2 separate regions of the Homo sapiens genome follow, and region 1 is linked to region 2. A link is a loop called in an ENCODE intact Hi-C map of the cell type or tissue named here. Cell type or tissue: Caco-2. All regions are shown on one strand. Links, peaks and the distances in the headings refer to the core of each region. The heading gives the core; the rest is flanking DNA.

Region 1 (8,704 bases), core at 2,853-5,352, 80 kb before region 2:
TTTCACCTAGTCATAGTTTATGGCAACAATCCCCTGACTTGTGTCCGATCTCTTCCTTTCCACCCCCAGTCCATCCCTCATGTTGCTTCTAGATTATAAAACTTACATTTTTAGAGTCCTCATCACCACAGAAATTGTTCTCAACTCATTAACATAGTAAAGTATTTTATTATCTAGCCCACGTCTGTCTCTTAAACCCTATCACTTTCCACTCTTTTCTATAACTGACATTTCAGGAATTCCAAAATACCTGCATTTCAGCCAGGCATGGGGGCTCATACCTATAATTTCAGCACTTTAGGAGATAGAGGTGGAAGGATTGCTTGAGCCCAGGAGTTCAAAACTGGCCTAGGCAACATAGTGAGACCCCATCTACAAAAAATAAAAAATTAGCCAGGCCTGGTGGCATGTGCCTGAGGTCTCAGCTACTCAGGAGGCAGAGGTGGAAGGATTCCTCGAGCACAGGAGGTCTACACTGCAGTGAGACATGATTGCACCACTGCACTCCAGCCTGGGGGACAGAGCAAGACCCTGTCTCTTTTAAAAAACATACAAAAACAAAAAACAAACTTCACCTGCATTTCCCCAAACGGCCATGCTTTCTTCTGCTCCTCTCTTTTGTACATGTTGTTTCCTCTCCCTGGAATTCCCCTCTCCCTGTGTTTTCCCAATGAGCATATTCTTCAACAGCCATCTTAAATATTACTATCTGTAAACCTCCCCTGATTCTCTACATGATGTCCACTACTTCTGCCTCTTGTGCAACCATTATGTCTTGTATATCTAAACAAAAAAGTTATGATCCTAAAGGACTATAAGATTGTAACCTTTTTGTTATAGAGCTGTCTTCTAGCCTAGACTATGATCTCATTCAGGCTCCATAACTAAATTTCAATAACACAACCAAAAAAGAAAACTTCAGGTTAATATCCCTAATGAACACAGATACAAAAATCCTCAACAAAAATAAGTGAGCCAAATTCAGCAGCACATTAAAAATATCATTCACCATAATCAAGTGGAATTCATTTTAGGGATGCAAGGATGGATCAACACAGGAAAATCATTAAACATGATATGTTAATAGAATGAAGGACAAAAATCATACTATCTCAATAGAAGTATTTGATAAAATTCAACATCTCTTCATAATAAAAACTCTCAACAAATTAGGTATAGAAGGAACATGCCTCAACATAATAAAGGCCATACATAACAAACTCACGGCCAACATCATTCTGAAAGGGAAAAAGCTGAAAGCTTTCTCTCTAAGATCTGAAACAAGACAAAGGTGCCCACTTTCACCACTTTTATTGAACATAGTCCTGGAAGTCCTAGCTAGAGTAATCAGGTAGAAGAAAGAAATAAAGGGAATCTAAATGGGAAGAGTAGAAATCAAGCTGTCCCTATTCGCAGATAGTATGATCTTTACATATAGAAAACCCCGTACTTCACACAAAAAAACTATTAGAACTGATAAATAAATTAAGCAAAGTTGCAAGATACAAAATCAACATACAAAATCAGTTGTATTTCTATATGCCAATAGTGAAGAACCTGAAAAAGAAATCAAGAAGGCAATACCATTTTCAATAGCTACAAAAAATTACCTAGGAATAAATTTAACTAACGAAGCAAAAGATAACTACAATTAAAACTACAAAAAAATTGAAGAAGACACAAAAAATAGAAAGTTATCCTGTGTTCATGAATTGCAATAATTTATATTGTTAAAATGTCCGTACTACTCAAAGCAATCTACAGTTTCAATGCAATTGCTAACAAATTACCAGTGACATTCTTCACAAAAATAGAAAAATCATTCTACAATTTTCATGAAACCACAAAAGATCCTGAATAGCCAAAGAAATATTGTGCAAAAAGAATAAACCTGGTGACATTAGACTACCTGACTTCAAAATATACTTCTAAGTGTTAGTAACCAAAACAACATGGTACTGCCATGAAAACAGACACATAGACTGATGGAACAGAATCAAAAATCCAGAAATAAATCCATGGATCTACAGCCAATTAATTTTTGACAAAGTTGCCAAAAATACAAAATGGGGAAAGGAATGTCTCTTCAATAAATAGTGTTAGGAAAACTGGTTAAACACATGCAGAAGAATGAAACTAGACCCTTTTCTCTCACCATAGACAAACATCAACTCAAGATGAATTAAAAACTTAAATGTAAGACCCAAAACTACAAAACTGCTAAAAGAGAAAACACAGGAGAAAATGTCCATGAAAAATATCCTACACCAGGATTTTTTTGGATAAAAACTTCAAAAGCATAGGCAACAAATGCAAGTATAGACAAATGGGATTACATCAACCTATTTTTTTTTTTTGGCACAGCATTTTAGGACAATAGAACAATTAACAAAGCAAAGAGACAGCATGCAGAGTGAGAGAATATATTTGCAAACTATGCATCTGATGAGGCGTTAATATCCAAAATATATAGGGAACTGAAACAACTCAACAACAACAACAAAAACTCAATTAAAAAATGGGCAAAAGGCCTGACTTTACATTTCTTAAGACATACAAATGGCCAAGAAATATATGAAAAAAAGCTCAACATTTTTAATCATCGGGGAAATGCAAATAGATATCACTTCATTCTGGTTAGAATGACTATTATCAAAAGGACAAACAGTAACAAATGTTGGTGAAGACGCGGAGAAAAGGGGACCCTTACACATTGGTAGGGGAAATGTAAATTAGTTCAGCCATTATGGAAAACAGTATGGCGGTGCCTCAAAAACATTAGAAATAGAACTACCCTGTACTCCAGCAATCCCACTACTGGGTATATATCCAAAGGAAATGATATCAATATGTCAAAGAGGTATTTGCACTCCTGTGTTTAGCACAGTACAATTCACAACAGCCAAGGTAAGTAAAGAACCTAAATCCCCTCAGTGGTTGAATGAGCTTAAAAATACAGTATATATACACAATGGAATACTATTCAGCCATAAAAAAAGAATATTTTGTCACTTGTGGCAACATGGATGAACCTGTTAAATTATATTGAGTGAAATAAGTCAGGAACATAAAGATGAATACTGCATGATGTCACTTATATGAAATCTAAAAAAGTTGTTCTCATTGAAGTAGAGAGTAGAATAGTGGTTACCAGAGGATGGGAAGTGTAGTGAGGAGGGAGAATAGGAGAATTAACAATAATGTATCATATTTCAAAAAAGCTAGAAGAGAGGGTTTTGAATGTACTCAGAAAAAGAAATGATAAATATTTAAGTGCTGGATACGCTATTATAATCTGATTTGCTCATAACACAATGAACACATATCGAAACATCACATATCCCATAAGTATGTACAATTATTATGTATCAATAAAAATTTAATAATAATAACGATAATTTAGTTTAAAGAAGAACTCAATTTTATTCTAATCTAGTCAGATTTTCAACAGCATACATAACCTCTTTCACTAACTTTAAGGTATTCTAAAAATTAATTGTGCTTATTATCTCAATCAGTTAATTCTGTATTGTAATAAATTCTGCATTTAATTGCTTTCTAATGGTGTTTATATATATATCTTATTTCTCTCTTATTTTCAGAATTAAAGAATTCTGAGGATAAAATTTGTTGGATTTTGAGCTAATTAACACTCCCATCTCTCCATTTCTCACAGATTAATCTATTGTCTTTTCAGTCTGAGCTTCTGTGTGTCTTATTGAGCATCTTAGAGCATACTATTTCTGTTATTACTATCTGGTAAATGTAATCATTAATTTTCAATCCTTCTAACAAAATCTAGTGAAAAGTCATATGACATATGTTTTATACTCTTGCACTGATGCTTCCAGATAAGCATGACATTTTCCAGAGGAACGTGTAAGGAAGTGGTAAGTTGGGGTTAATGAGAGTCAGAGTACAACTCAAGTCTAATGTCCAAGTTGGAGCAGGACACTCAGCAAAGGATCTAAAGGGAAGAACACAAAAAGTCTGAGCAAGTAGGAAAAGGGAAGCCCATACTTCAGTTTCATGGTTGGAAAAGAGCTAGCCAGAGGCAAGGAGAGCACCTGGAAGCCTACATCCCTGTCTAGGTGTTGCAGCAGCATCATGCTCAGCTGCTGGCTTGCACACAAGCTCGTGGAAGAACCTGTTTTGGATAGAAGGACTAGTAAGTATTTGCCTAGGGCACATAGTTGTACAAGAGACGGACGTTTTTAGGTCCTTGCGGTTTCTTGCATTTCCAGAAAACTTGCTTCAAATATTTTTCCAGATGCAAAATTCCTTGGATCCTTGTTTTAGAATGAATCTATTAACTAAACTGGATCCAGAAAAAGTCTATAATCAGTTTTGTTTTTCAGAAACTTCACATTAAATTTAATGAATTCCTTTCTTTGTTCATGTATTAATTTCTGGGACTTGGCCCAAATCCTGTATAAAATATACACAGAAAGAGAGAGAACAAGTAGCCTCTTTATGTAAACTAATCAAGAAGGAAATGAAGCCACCCAAATGTGGGCTATGCCATCTGTGATCTATGATAAATAACAAAACTACAGTCATGTTTTTTCCTTAAATGTTAACTGTAAAACATAGTCCTTTTTATTAGCACCAGATGTCAAGAATGCTTATTAAAATGCTATGGTTTATTAAATAGCATCATTTTAGACTCACTGAACTAGTAAAGACTCGTGTTTTTGCATTAGATTAAATGTCTAAAATTCTGTATTACTCCTTCTATTTCAAATACATGAACGCTAATATACATACACCAAAATTTATATTTAGAAACAGAGAGATTTATATATCATAGGTGAAACTGAAATATTTTTCAGTCCACAAAAGTGGATTTTCATTTTACTCTTATGTATAAAGTTTATTGAGATTTTTATATAGCAATGAAAATAAGCATGACATATCTCAGATCTATAGGAAATCAGGGAAGATTAAACAAAAATAAAAAGTATATTTAAAACTATATAATCTATCTTTTTTAGTGATTTTGGTTTTTTTTTTCTTTTTAGCTTTCATCACGTAGTCATATGTGAGGAAATTGTGATCATCCCTGTCTCTTCCCTCCTTCTAGCTAAGAGTCAGTATGGCCTTTTCTCGGCCTGAGTCAGGGAAAGAATAGCTTTGATAATTAGACAGAAATCACTATATAGAATTTTTGCAGAAATAGAAAGTTTTGGGAACTTTCCTGCAAGGCCATGCTTGCAATATTTTGAATTCAAATTTAAAGGGAATAGTGAGAATTTAGTATGGTAAATAAGGAACATTATATTTTCATTTTACTTCTTCATCAACTGATAGTTTGGTTAACCTCTTCTTTAAGACTGTCTTGTCAAAATGACTCTGCAATTACAGATTACAATGCTTTGAAATATTTTATTTTCTTTTTTTAAACCCTATACTTTTTATGTATAATTTGTACATGATCTATTGGGTAGCTAACATGAGGAGTGCTATAGTTTGGATGTTTGATTCCTCAAAACTCATGCTGAAATTTAATTTCAATGTTGGAGATGGGTGTCTAATGGGAGGTGTCTGGGTCACAGAGGCAGATCCCTCATGAATAGATTAAAACCCTCACTTGGGTTGAGGGGTGAGTGAGTTCTCACTTTATTAGTTCTTGTGAAAGCTGGTCGTTAAAAAGAGCCTGGCACCTGGCCCCTCTTCTGCTTCCTCTCTCTCCCTGTGATCTCTCTATATACAAATTCCCCTTCACCTTCAGCCAGGAGTGGAAATAGCCTGAGGCCCTTGCCCAGTTTTGAGCTGTTCGGGATACCAGAACTGTGAGCCAAATAAACATATATATATATTTATTTATATATATAGCCTCAGGTATTTCTTTGTAGCAACACGCAAACAAACTAAGACAAGGGTGATTTAGGAAAAGGTTATTTGAGATATAATTCACCTATAACAAAGTCAGCCATAAATTACTCGGGCCAAACTCAGTGTGTAATATATCCCATATACTTGTCTAAGGAAACTAACTTTCTAGTGGTAATCTAGTGATTAACCTTTTCTACTCATTGTTACTTAGACATTATCCAGTAATATTCAAATCAAGGTTACTACTGAATATAACCTATTGAGTTTGAAACCAGCAGGTGAGTTCTGAATAAAGTAAAGGGCAGATAATAAAATAGCTTCCATGTTTACATAAGAATTTATTTACTCTGGGATTTTTATCTACTGCTTTTGGTTTTAAAGGTTAACATGAGGGCATTAGGAAAAAATGGGCCCTTTGTTTTTCAGGAGCAGCAGGTGTTGAAACTGCTTTCTAGTTTGACTAGTACAATAGTAGTTAATTTATTCATTGACTTGATTGATCATTACAAGCCCTAAGGGACATAGCCTCCCAAAAAAAATTATCTGAATGTTTTTATGGTTACTTAGCGCAGTTCTGTATTTTAATCTGTCATATTTGGCTATGTGGGCAAAGGATACATTACTGGGTACATTTGTTTCAAAAAGCAATTGCATTTTATATCCAGCCTTATCATAAAATAAATACCTAAGATGTTTTTAGACTGTCTGCATGAACATGGATTTATAACTACTATGGCTTTGGAGGTATTACAAAATTAACACTTTCTGGGGGATCTCAGCAAATGAGGCAAATGACTTTTTGAAATTTTTTACTGTTACATTATAATCATTTTTGGAGACAGGATCTCACTCTGCCAGCCAGGCTGGAGTGCAGTGGTGGGAACACTGGCTCACTGCAGCCTCAACTTCTGGGGTTCAAGTGATCCTCCTGCCTCAGTCTCTCTAGTGGCTGGGATTACAGATGTAAGCTATCACACTGGCTAATTTTTTCTATTTTTTTTGTAGAGACAGGATCTCCTCATGTTTCCCAGGCTGATCTCAAACTCACTGCCTCAAGTAATCCTCCCACCTTGGCCTCCCAAAGTACTGGGATTACAGGCATGAGCCACTGCACCTGGCCTGCAAATTACCCTTAAATGTAACTCAAAGGAATTTACTGCTAATTAAGAAGGAACTGAAGCCACCCAAACATGGTTTATGCTATCTGTGGTCTGTGATAAATGGCAAAACTACAGTCATGTTTTTTCCATGAGAATTATCCATGAGATAATTCTAATAGTTATCCATGAATTATCCATGAGATAATTCTTACAGTTCTAGAGTTCTTGGATCTCCAATATAGACCACTTACCTGCTCCAAGCCACCTACACAACAGAAAGGGTTAAGCACCTAGCATAGTGCTAGAAATGTGTGTATCTATATACTGACTAAGCACTCGGCAAATGTTTAGTGAATACAATACCCAGAGAAAACCCACTGGTGGTCGAGAGACACGTGATCTAACTATACTGACATCAGTGAATAAGTGACATCATTTCACATCTGCTCCAAAGTGTACCCTTCCTTCATGTTTATAGAGCTAACTATAATCTCAGGATTATTAGGTGAGTATGAATAATTATCCCCCCAATAGGAGCAGTTTTCTAAAATTGTCTATCCATAAGTCACATTTTGGATTTTAGAGATATCTTCTTTTTTTTTTTTTTTTTTTTTTGAGACTGAGTCTCGCTCTGTTGCCCAGGCTGGAGTGCAGTGGCACAATCTCGGCTCAGCTCACTGCAGCCTCCATCTCCTGGGTCCAAATGATTCTCCTGCCTCAGCCTCCCAAGTAGCTGGGATTACAGGTGCACATCACCACGTCCAGCTAATTTTTGTATTTTCAGTAGAGACGGGGTTTCATCATGTTGGCCACGCTGGTCTTGAACTCCTGACCTAGTGATCCACCCACCTTGGCCTCCGAAAGTGCTGGGATTACAGGCGTGAGCCACCACACATGGCCGAGACATCCTCTTAATGTGTTATATTGCTAAGTTCTAAAGAGTTTCTATTTGGATTTCCAAACAGAGGGGTTTGAAGTAGGAAGCAGCAGGAGGTTCAATATACGGGGTTGCAATAGAGTGTGTGCTTCTAGTGTTTTTTTTTTGGGGGGGGGACCCTTTTTATTAATTGTTATGAAATTCACTTAACATAAAATTTATCATCCTAACCAATTTTTTTTTTTTTTTTGAGACAGAATCTCGCTTTGTTGCCCAGGCTAGAGTGCAGTGGCACTATCTTGGCTCACTGCAAGCTCCACCTCCTGGGTTCAAGGCATTCTCCTGCCTCAGCCTCCCGAGTAGCTGGAACTACAGGCACCTGCCACCACGCCTGGCTAATTTTTTGTATTTTTAGTAGAGACGGGTCTTCACCGTGTTAGCCAGGATGGTCTCATCTCCTGACCTTGTGATCCGCCCGCCTCGTCCTCCCAAAGTGCTGGGATTACAGGGGTGAGCCACTGCGCCCAGCCCATCCTAACCATTTTTAAGTGTACAGTTCAGTGGTATTAAGAACATTCAGATTGTTATGCAACCAACCCCACTGTCCATCTCCAGAACTCTTCATCTTGTAAAACTGAACTCTGTACCAATTAATCAATAACTCCCTATTCCTTCTTGCCCTGGCCCCTGGCATCCTGTGATTTTAAGTGAAGATTATTATGTTAAAATATTGCTATATAATCCATAAAGAAGAATATGTTCACCATCACATTTATGAATGTTTTACAATTAATATATTATGGAAAATGGGTGTTATGTATTCATTTTTTGCCTCATCAATTTTCCTGGGAAATGAGGGCCCCTATGCCTCTGCTTCTAATGTTTCATGTAC
Region 2 (8,704 bases), core at 3,897-6,396:
ATTTGAAAGGATTACATAAAACCTCTTTGAATAATTAGCACAGCATCCCAACAAAGGGTTAGTTGATTTTTTTCCAATGAAAGGTCAGACAAGAGAAAGTCATTCAGAAGGCATACGAGATTGCTTTCCTGGGGTCATTTTCATTCTGAATTATGAAACAACTTCAAAGACATGAGTCGATCACTTAGTATTTTTTGGTACAAAACATTACTACTGAGTAACTGTAGTTCAATGACAACATCTTCACTGGATTAACATAAATGAGAGCTAATAATGGTGCATTCATGCACATATGTAGGTGTATTCAAAGGGTATGTGTGAGGACATTAGCCAGGGTCATACTTAGCCCTTCATTATGACTCCCTATTTACTCGACCCCTGACTTTATGATGAATGATCCATTTGGAATGAACTTTTTGTGCCCTTTCAGATATATGGAGGTTACATATATTCCCCGACTGCTTATGTCTAATACTTTAAACTTTTTTCTGGCTTTTGTAGACTCATTCACTAACCTTTGTTTTGAAGTGATTTGTCTGATTGCTTACATTAAAAGGGGTTACACATGAACAGAGATTCAGAGTGGGGAATCCATAGGCCCTCACACTTCTTTCTGATTGGTTGCTTGGTAAGTCGAAAATGTGGCAGGTATTTCTGAGATGCAATCAATTCTTTCAAGTTTCTTTGTCTGAGCTTTAATTGGAATTCAAACAGAAATAAATTTCATGATGACATTTTCCTAATTTCAGTTCTGAAATAGAAGAAATATGGTATTGTATAAAAACCTTGAATTGAAAAATGAGGAGTTCATGCATTAGGTATAAAACGTGTACCTGTAATTATATAACTTTAGAAAAGAGACCTCAGAGGGTCTCCGTTTTATTTCTCACTTTACAAATGGAAAGCAAATGAGAGCTGGTGAGTTCAAGGGACCAACCGAACATTCTCTAGCTCATCAATGGCAGAGCAAGGATGAGAACTCAGGGAGCAGGAGGGAACTCCGTGCAGTGTCGTTTTTACTATTGCGCATCACCTTCCTTCAGTGAGTCCTTTTCAGAAGCAGCATATTAATCAATTCTTGCCTTTTTAATTAGAGAAACCCTGTGCAAAGATGAAATTAAAAGATTGTTTCTTTATTATATGTTGAAATTTTTCTTAACCTTCACCATGAAAAAACAATGCTTAAAATAGCAAATATTTTTGGTAAGGTGACAAAATGCTGTCTAGTATGAAATCCTTAATGGCATCAGTCTAAAATTCATAGTGGTTGACAACTTCACACGCAGACCCAAAGAGGGTCCACTTTCTCAGTGGTTTTTCAGAAAGGACATAGTGTCTAACAGATGTTTAACCAGAGCAGATATGGGAAGAAAAAACAAGTGCTGACCTCTTCTAGAGCATACTTTCAGATGTTAGTAAGGGTGAGAGTAGACAAGACTTGGATAGCATTTCAGAGTATCTCTTTGCTCAGATGGTAGAAGCATTGACATTGAAGGAGGAAAGATAACGAAATCCTTTCTTTTATTGAGGAGGAGCCCATGTAAAATTTCTGTGAGCATAATTCATGCCTGTTTATTTAGAGATGAAGTGAATTGATCTTGATTGTGAGACAGATTTTTAGACGAAACTAACTATTTCTTTGAAATTATTATTTCTATACTTAAAGAAAATATGTCAAAGTGGCTGGGAGCGGTTGCTCACACCTGTAATCTCAGCACTTTGGGAGGCCGAGGTGGGAGGATCACCTGAGGTCAGGAGTTCAAGACCAGCGTGGCCAACATGGTGAAACCCGTCTCTACTAAAAATACAAAAAAAATCAGCCAGACATGGTGGTGGGCACCTGTAATCCCAGCCACTTGGGAGGCTGAGGCGGGAGAATCACTTGAACCTGGGAGGCGGAGGTTGCAGTCAGCCAAGGTTGCGCCACTATACTCCAGCCTGGGAGACAGAATGAGACTCTGTCTCAAAAAAAAAAAAAAAAAGAAAGAAAGAAAGAAAGAAAAGAAAAGAAAGTATGTCAAAGGAAAGCAGAGTGACATTCAGAAAATACAATTTTGTTTTACATAAGAATGCTGCAAAATACCAGGATACTGATTAAATTATAACCAAGCACCAAATAAATCCTAGAATATTTTTTAAATGGTATTAGCAGTGTTGTACGTGTATTTCTTCTTCTGAAGCTAATTGTACCGTGAAAACCATTGTTCCCTATTCTCCAGACCCTGCTGAGAGTGAGAGATGTATGGAAATTCAGCAAAAGTGGCCCATAAATATCAAAATTAACTCATTCTAGGAATTCATTTGATTCTGGGAGGATCAAATCATTTATTTGATTCTAGAAGGATCAAAGGTGGTTAGTATAGCTGTTTACAATAGATTCAGTTTAAAAAGCTCCCAGTGATTGATGGTTATATGTGCCAGGCCCTGTTCTAAGTACTTTATAAATATGATCTTATTTAATCTTTGCAACAGTCCTATGAGGCAGGGAAAATTATTGTCCCCATTTTACAGATGAGAAAGCAGAAACACCAGAGAAGCTATAAATTGTTCTGGCAAATAGCAGAGCTCAACTGGAAAACATCTAGGATAAAGGCCATGAACAATAAGCTTATGTACTTTATCATGTAGCTTCCAGTTATTTCTAATATTTTAAGCTATCATGATAATTTATCTTTTGAATGTAACACTAGAAACATCTGGAGAAATTAAAGTTAAACAATTAAAAGCTTATGAACTGATCGATATTTCTTGAATCACTTAACAGATGTTTACTGAGGGGCAACTGTGAGCCAAGCCCGGTGATTTTCTATTCCATTAATGATAAGTAACTCTCAAAGCAAGGGAAATTTCTTCCAACTGCCTTCAAAAAAAAAACTGTATGTAAAAAATATATGTAATGCACTTATATGTGCATGTATGAACATATATACACATTTTTAAACAAGTAGAAAGTGAGCTTTCAGATCCTTTGTACAAGCCTAAAACAAGTGACATTTGATTAGAAGAAAAATATGTTCTCAAGTTGATTTCCATTTGCCTTGAACTACTAGATCCGTTTCCACACCATTAACTTTGCTCAGGACAGACAAATAAGGATCCATTAGAAAACGTTCTTAACTTAAATGTAAGCTTTTTTGAAGTGGGCATTATTTTTTTGGTAACTAACGTCAAGTGCACTGAAATGGAATAAAGATGGTGATTTTTCAAGGTATTTGAAGGGAGAAAAGCTCAGCAAGAGTGGTATGCATTTTCACTGCAAAAGGCCAAATTTAATTTGGCAGTGGAGATCGAGGAGCAGGTAAGATTTCATCTGTGTCAGCAGAAAAACGAAACAACAGAGGCACCTGCCAAATGTCTCAATGCTTTCAGAGGCTGACAAGGGTGGGAGGAGGCTACTTCTGAATTGGTCTAGGATGCCTGATGAAGCTAAACAGAAGTAAAGATGTTACCCCACTTGTAGAGTGGTGGGATAAAATGCAGAACAATACAGACACCAATGCATTTTATGGGACATATAGGGAAAAATTATTTGTTTGTTTAGTTGAAATTCGAATTGAACTAGGCACCCTGTGTGTCTATTTGCTAAATCTGGTAGCCCCACTCACTTCCCAAGTCTGCAGCTCACCTGGGCTCCAAGCTACTGGTGGCTTCCATGGTCTTGGTCAGAGATGCCAGTAGGGGATATAAATGTGTTGTGCTGGAATCTCTAACAAGGAATATAGGAAGGGCCTTCCAGAAGAGTTTCCTGGAGGCCGGAAACTCCTGCCTGCCTAACCCCATGGGAGACACACCAAATGGTGGGCCGGCTCCTCCGAGTGCTGCTCGGAGGAGGGTTAGTTGGCCTGCCTCATATCCGCAGCCACCACCTTGTTTCTGTCCAGACTCTCATTCTCAAAGCTATCCTTGTCTACATTCTTATTTAAGACCCTTCACAGCGCAGGCCCTTTTGTTCCTATGTTGCTATCTCCAGCACCAAGCACAGAGCCCAGGATATAGTAGATGTCCAGTAAATGTTTCCTGAACTTGATGTTTTCAAAGGTGGTGGTGGTGGTGCTGCTGCTGCTGCTGCTGCTGTTTCTTGCTAAAAACAGAAAGGAGGAAACAGGGATAAATTGTTCCATCCTAGTCACTCATTATTTTTCTTAATTTTTGAAAGCCCATAGTGAGTGACAGAGCTGCATGCATATAATGCCTTTATACTATGTGCCCAACACAGTGTCTGGTACATAGAAGGTACCCAACAAATATTTGTTGAGTGAGTGAATGTTAATTATGACATTTGAGTATAAAGAGAGCCGGCATAGATCTATCTACGATTCTCAGGAGTACCATTTCACTGAAAGAGCTTTTCTATGTTACAGGCACTGGGCCAGGATCGAGGAGGGAGGCTGGTTAGATGTGACCTAGCTCGGGACACATTGCAAAGAGTTAGTGGGGGCTTTAAGGAGGAAGTGGAGGCAGATATGAGTCATGGGGTTTACTCCCCTGAGATAAGAAGTGTTTGAAGTAAGGGGGAGAGACTGGGGTACAAGCAGTATCAAACAGCAGTAATAAGAAAGAGAAAGAGGAAGGAAACCCCAAACCACATTATCGGGAAGCTGGGGAGAGTTCTTATAGTTACTGGGCCTTTGGAACACTTTTTCCAAATGGCCACATATCTGGCCATGACAGATGTAAATTAATATGCACTAATTGTGAGAGATTACTAAATCCTTAAATTCACCTAAAACAACACACTTTCTTAAATGTAGTTCAATTTGAAATCCTTATCACACTCCACTACAATATTGGATACAGGCAGGAAAAAAATACTTTCAGTGAGAACTGAGTTTTCCCCAAAATTGCCTCTAATTGATTTACATTATATAATAAGATAAAGGCATGCTAGATAGGCAGCCTGATGCCATCTTACTTTGGGATGCTTTTCTGATGAGGATGAAAGCAGAAACAGACCGGCTTAATGCAAATCTATCACTGAGACACTCAAGAATTAAACAAATGGCTATGAAACCATAAGGAGCTTACTGCTGGGGGTTCTAATACATGAGGTATGTTTTATTGTTGTTTTTACTATCTAAAAATTTTTTTGTCCTTCTTTTTTTTTGAGAGCTACTCACCTTTGGGAAGTGATAGTTTTAATCTTTTTTCTCCTTACTGCAGTTAACTGAATCGCAGATATCACAGACTGAATTTAATTGAAGCCAGCTTGTATGTGTCATTGATTAACTGTTTAAGGCAGAGAACTGTCTGCAGCTTTCAAAACTCAGCTTGAAGTTTTTACCCAAATGTGTGCTTTATTAGAAATAAATTGAAAGAAGATCTGGAAACAGCTGGAAACATTCTTTTTTTATGTCTAACATACATTTTGTAAAAGAAAAGTAGTCAAAAATTAAGTCATTTGAACCATGATAAAGCTCATCTCTGACCTGATAAAAAATATGCTTTTCCCTTGTTTTTGATATATTATCTCCATAGCGGCAGAAAGATCGTGAATGTGCATGCTGTTAATGCTGCCATTAATCACTTGGCTATATACTGATTTTAATGTATTTTTAAGGCAGACTTAGACTACCAGATACTTAAGTGGTATTCTCTCACAGGCCATGGGTAACCTCCTGTCATATGACTCAAAATCCCTCATAGAAAATAAACTTTTAGCTTGAATCCAAAAGGTTAGCTTTCATAAGAGTTCATCTTTGAACCCCCAGCAATAAGCTCCTTTCACTAAATGTTGATATAATATCCGGCCTATCACATGAAATCAGTGTTTGATGTTTATGAAACTCGTAGGACTGTACAAACGTGCTGTTTTATAAGGCATTAATCCAGAGGTCCAATAATATGTATAGTGAAGTTTATCTTGACAGGTAAATCAACTCATTGCTAAGTAAAATAGCCGGACAATACTATCGTTGTTACTGAGCTGCAGGTGTTTAAAGAGCTTAGTGAACTAAGGGGGAAACTTCCCAGAATCACATGGCAGGAATGCATGGTAGGGAAGGAAGCAAAGCTTGGTTAGTTGGTTAGGCAGGTGTTCAGAAAATTTAAAAGGGAAAATAAAAAATCTAAAATCCAAAGCAGGTACCCGATTAAGTTTTTATGGCCTTATTAGAAATAATAAAAGAACTAAGGTTAGAAACAGGAAGATGAAGTTATTTCTAAATAATCTTTTTTAGAATAATAAAGTGAAAGTTTTGGAGATAACCTCGCTCTGAAAATTTACAGTGTCCAGCTTACAGGGAACTTCAGTTATCTAAAAACAAACATACTGGCTATCAGCCTCAGAAATATTTATTAAATCCCTCCAGGGTCTGTGACAGAGTTCTATCCTTGATCCTGTCTTTCTTAAGCTTTCTTAATAGAATGGCAAGAAGTATTATTTGCAAGCATTTTTGACAATAGTAGTCCAGTAATATATACATATAAGTGATGCATTCATTGACATACTAAGCAAGTATAAGCCATTCTGTATCTATGATACTATACCTAGAAAAAAATTCTATATAATTTTTAATACATATATCAAAAGTGATATATATATATCACTTTTAGTGATAAAAGTCTCTAACTGGCATTATTAAGAAAACAATTGCCTAAAATTTTAAAAAGAAAACTATCAATGGATGTATTTTTGGTATGCTAATAATACCTTAATAAACATATTTAAAAACATGAGGGTGGCACAAAAAATAAAAGAAAAGCCTTGAAAAGAAATTAGGAAAAGAACAGAAAGGGATTTGTGAGCAGCAGCAATTAATGGCTCAAGTGAAAACTACTATGTTTTATAATTGTACCAAGAAAGCCATGCTGAGTAGAGAGAAGACAATCCGAGCAAAATGTTTTACTGGTCCAACACCTGACCTGCAATGAATTTATAGTTCATGGGTGAGTGTTACAGTGAGCATGATTTATTCTTCAAGGTATTAAAACCTGAAGAATTGTATTTAGTATTTAACTCTCCCACTATTCATCCACAAAGCCCTTTGATGAAATCGTGGCATTTTATCTTCTAGATAATCTTGTGTTCACTCTTGGCTGCTACTACCTAAGGGTCAAGGAGGGAAATCTCAAGTCTTGCTACCCGCCTTACCTTCCCTGGCAGGGCTCCCTTCTCCAGCCCCGACTGTCGCCGTCCAGCGTACAGAGGTGTTCAGATACACAGTTTAACCTTATAACTGTGCAGTGAATGCAGAGGCACCAGCTGTGTACTGTTGATGCACATGAGAAGCATACCTTTATTTTGCCTAGTTCCCTTTGCTCGATTAAAGGCTCTAGAAAAATCTTCCAGCACCTCCTGTTCCCAATTCCTGTTACTTTCTAGATTTCTCTATTAGGAGCCTCAAAGCTGTGGATGTTTGTTTGGTCCACCTCTTCCCACCCTTCCCCACAGACTCCCCCATTCCCTTCAGCATCCCTTTCTTACCCTCATCTCCTAGGAACCCAGGACCTTTACTGCTTGAGGCTCAGGTGAGCCTCAGTCCCTTCATTTTGTGGTCATCTCACATGTGTGGAAGGTGCCCAGCTGATTTGACTCCAGAGTTTTTTACCTCTTGCAGTCACCTCTCTCCAGAGTAAATTCCCGCAGTTTCTGTTCCTACTCCAGCCCTTTTATATGTTGTATTTGAGCCCCTTTCTGTTCTCCTGGTTTCATGTAACAGCTACCTTTCTTTTCTCATGCATACCCTATAGTTTTTCTCCTGTTTCTTTTTTTTTGAGACGGAGTCTCGCTCTGTCTCCCAGGCTGGAGTGCAGTGGCGCCATCTCGGCTCACTGCAAGCTCCGCCTCCCGGGTTCACGCCATTCTCCTGCCTCAGCCTCCCGAGTAGCTGGGACTACAGGCGCCCGCCACCACGCCTGGCTAATTTTCTGTATTTTTAGTACAGACGGGGTTTCACCGTGTTAGCCAGGATGGTCCCGATCTCCTGACCTCATGATCCACCCGCCTCGGCCTCCCAAAGAGCTGGGATTACAGGCGTGAGCCACCGCGCCCAGCCTCCTCTTTTTCTTAATCGTTATTCTATTCTCCTTTAAAACCACACACACCTTGCCCACGAGGAAGTCGTATTTTTCCCCTAGATGGGACATTTAAAAAAATATTGTTTTCCCATTCAGACACACAACAAACTTGCACGTTAAATTCATGATAAACTCTTAAATATTAAGAGTAACCCATTTCATTTTTATTATATTTTTAAAATACTGATGACTGTGCATTTATGTTTTCACAAAGAACACTCCAAACTCCCACTCTGGTTTGAGTGGAGTAAAGATTTTATTATGTTTTTAAATTTTATTTTTTGTTGAGAAGGAGCCTCATGATGTTGCTTAGGTTGGTCTCGAACTCTTGGCCTCAAGCAATCCTTTTGGCTTGGCCTCCCAAAATGCTATGATTACAGGCTTGAGTCACTGTGCCTGGCTGAGGGAAGGGGTTAATCTATGATAGCATTAGTTTTATCAAGTGTAAACTGTAGATTTGGGGGTGGGGGGGAACCTTAAGTAATGTTTTAAATTAATCAGCTTGATCAAATATTCCAAAACGTTGTTCATCACATTCACCCATAATGCATGGCTATTATGAAATTTCCTGTCATTCATGGTGATTTAATCAACTGTGACTTAATAGTTAAGTGTTTGTATGTACATTTTCTATCTTTTTAATGGATTAATGCTAAATATTTCAACATTTGGAAGGGTAACGCATAGG

Evidence for each region. Peaks named below come from ENCODE experiments on the same cell type or tissue, not always from the same donor. Only the 100,000 strongest peaks of a DNase experiment are listed, where the experiment ranks them.
Region 1: a loop joins it to region 2, with 2.8 times the contacts of the local background. A loop is called at or near these places in 4 of 110 quality-filtered maps.

The regions. Positions count from the first base shown.
Region 1 is chr13:33,442,735-33,451,438 of GRCh38, reverse strand. It overlaps a transcript of STARD13 not described here. Among named protein-coding and RNA genes, the nearest start is that of LINC02344, 110 kb to the right of the region's middle. In Caco-2, for the core only: no CTCF peak of the experiment used is centred there; a DNase peak (open chromatin) is centred at 4,118.
Region 2 is chr13:33,363,898-33,372,601 of GRCh38, reverse strand. It overlaps a transcript of STARD13 not described here. Among named protein-coding and RNA genes, the nearest start is that of LINC02344, 33 kb to the right of the region's middle. In Caco-2, for the core only: no CTCF peak of the experiment used is centred there; no DNase peak of the experiment used is centred there.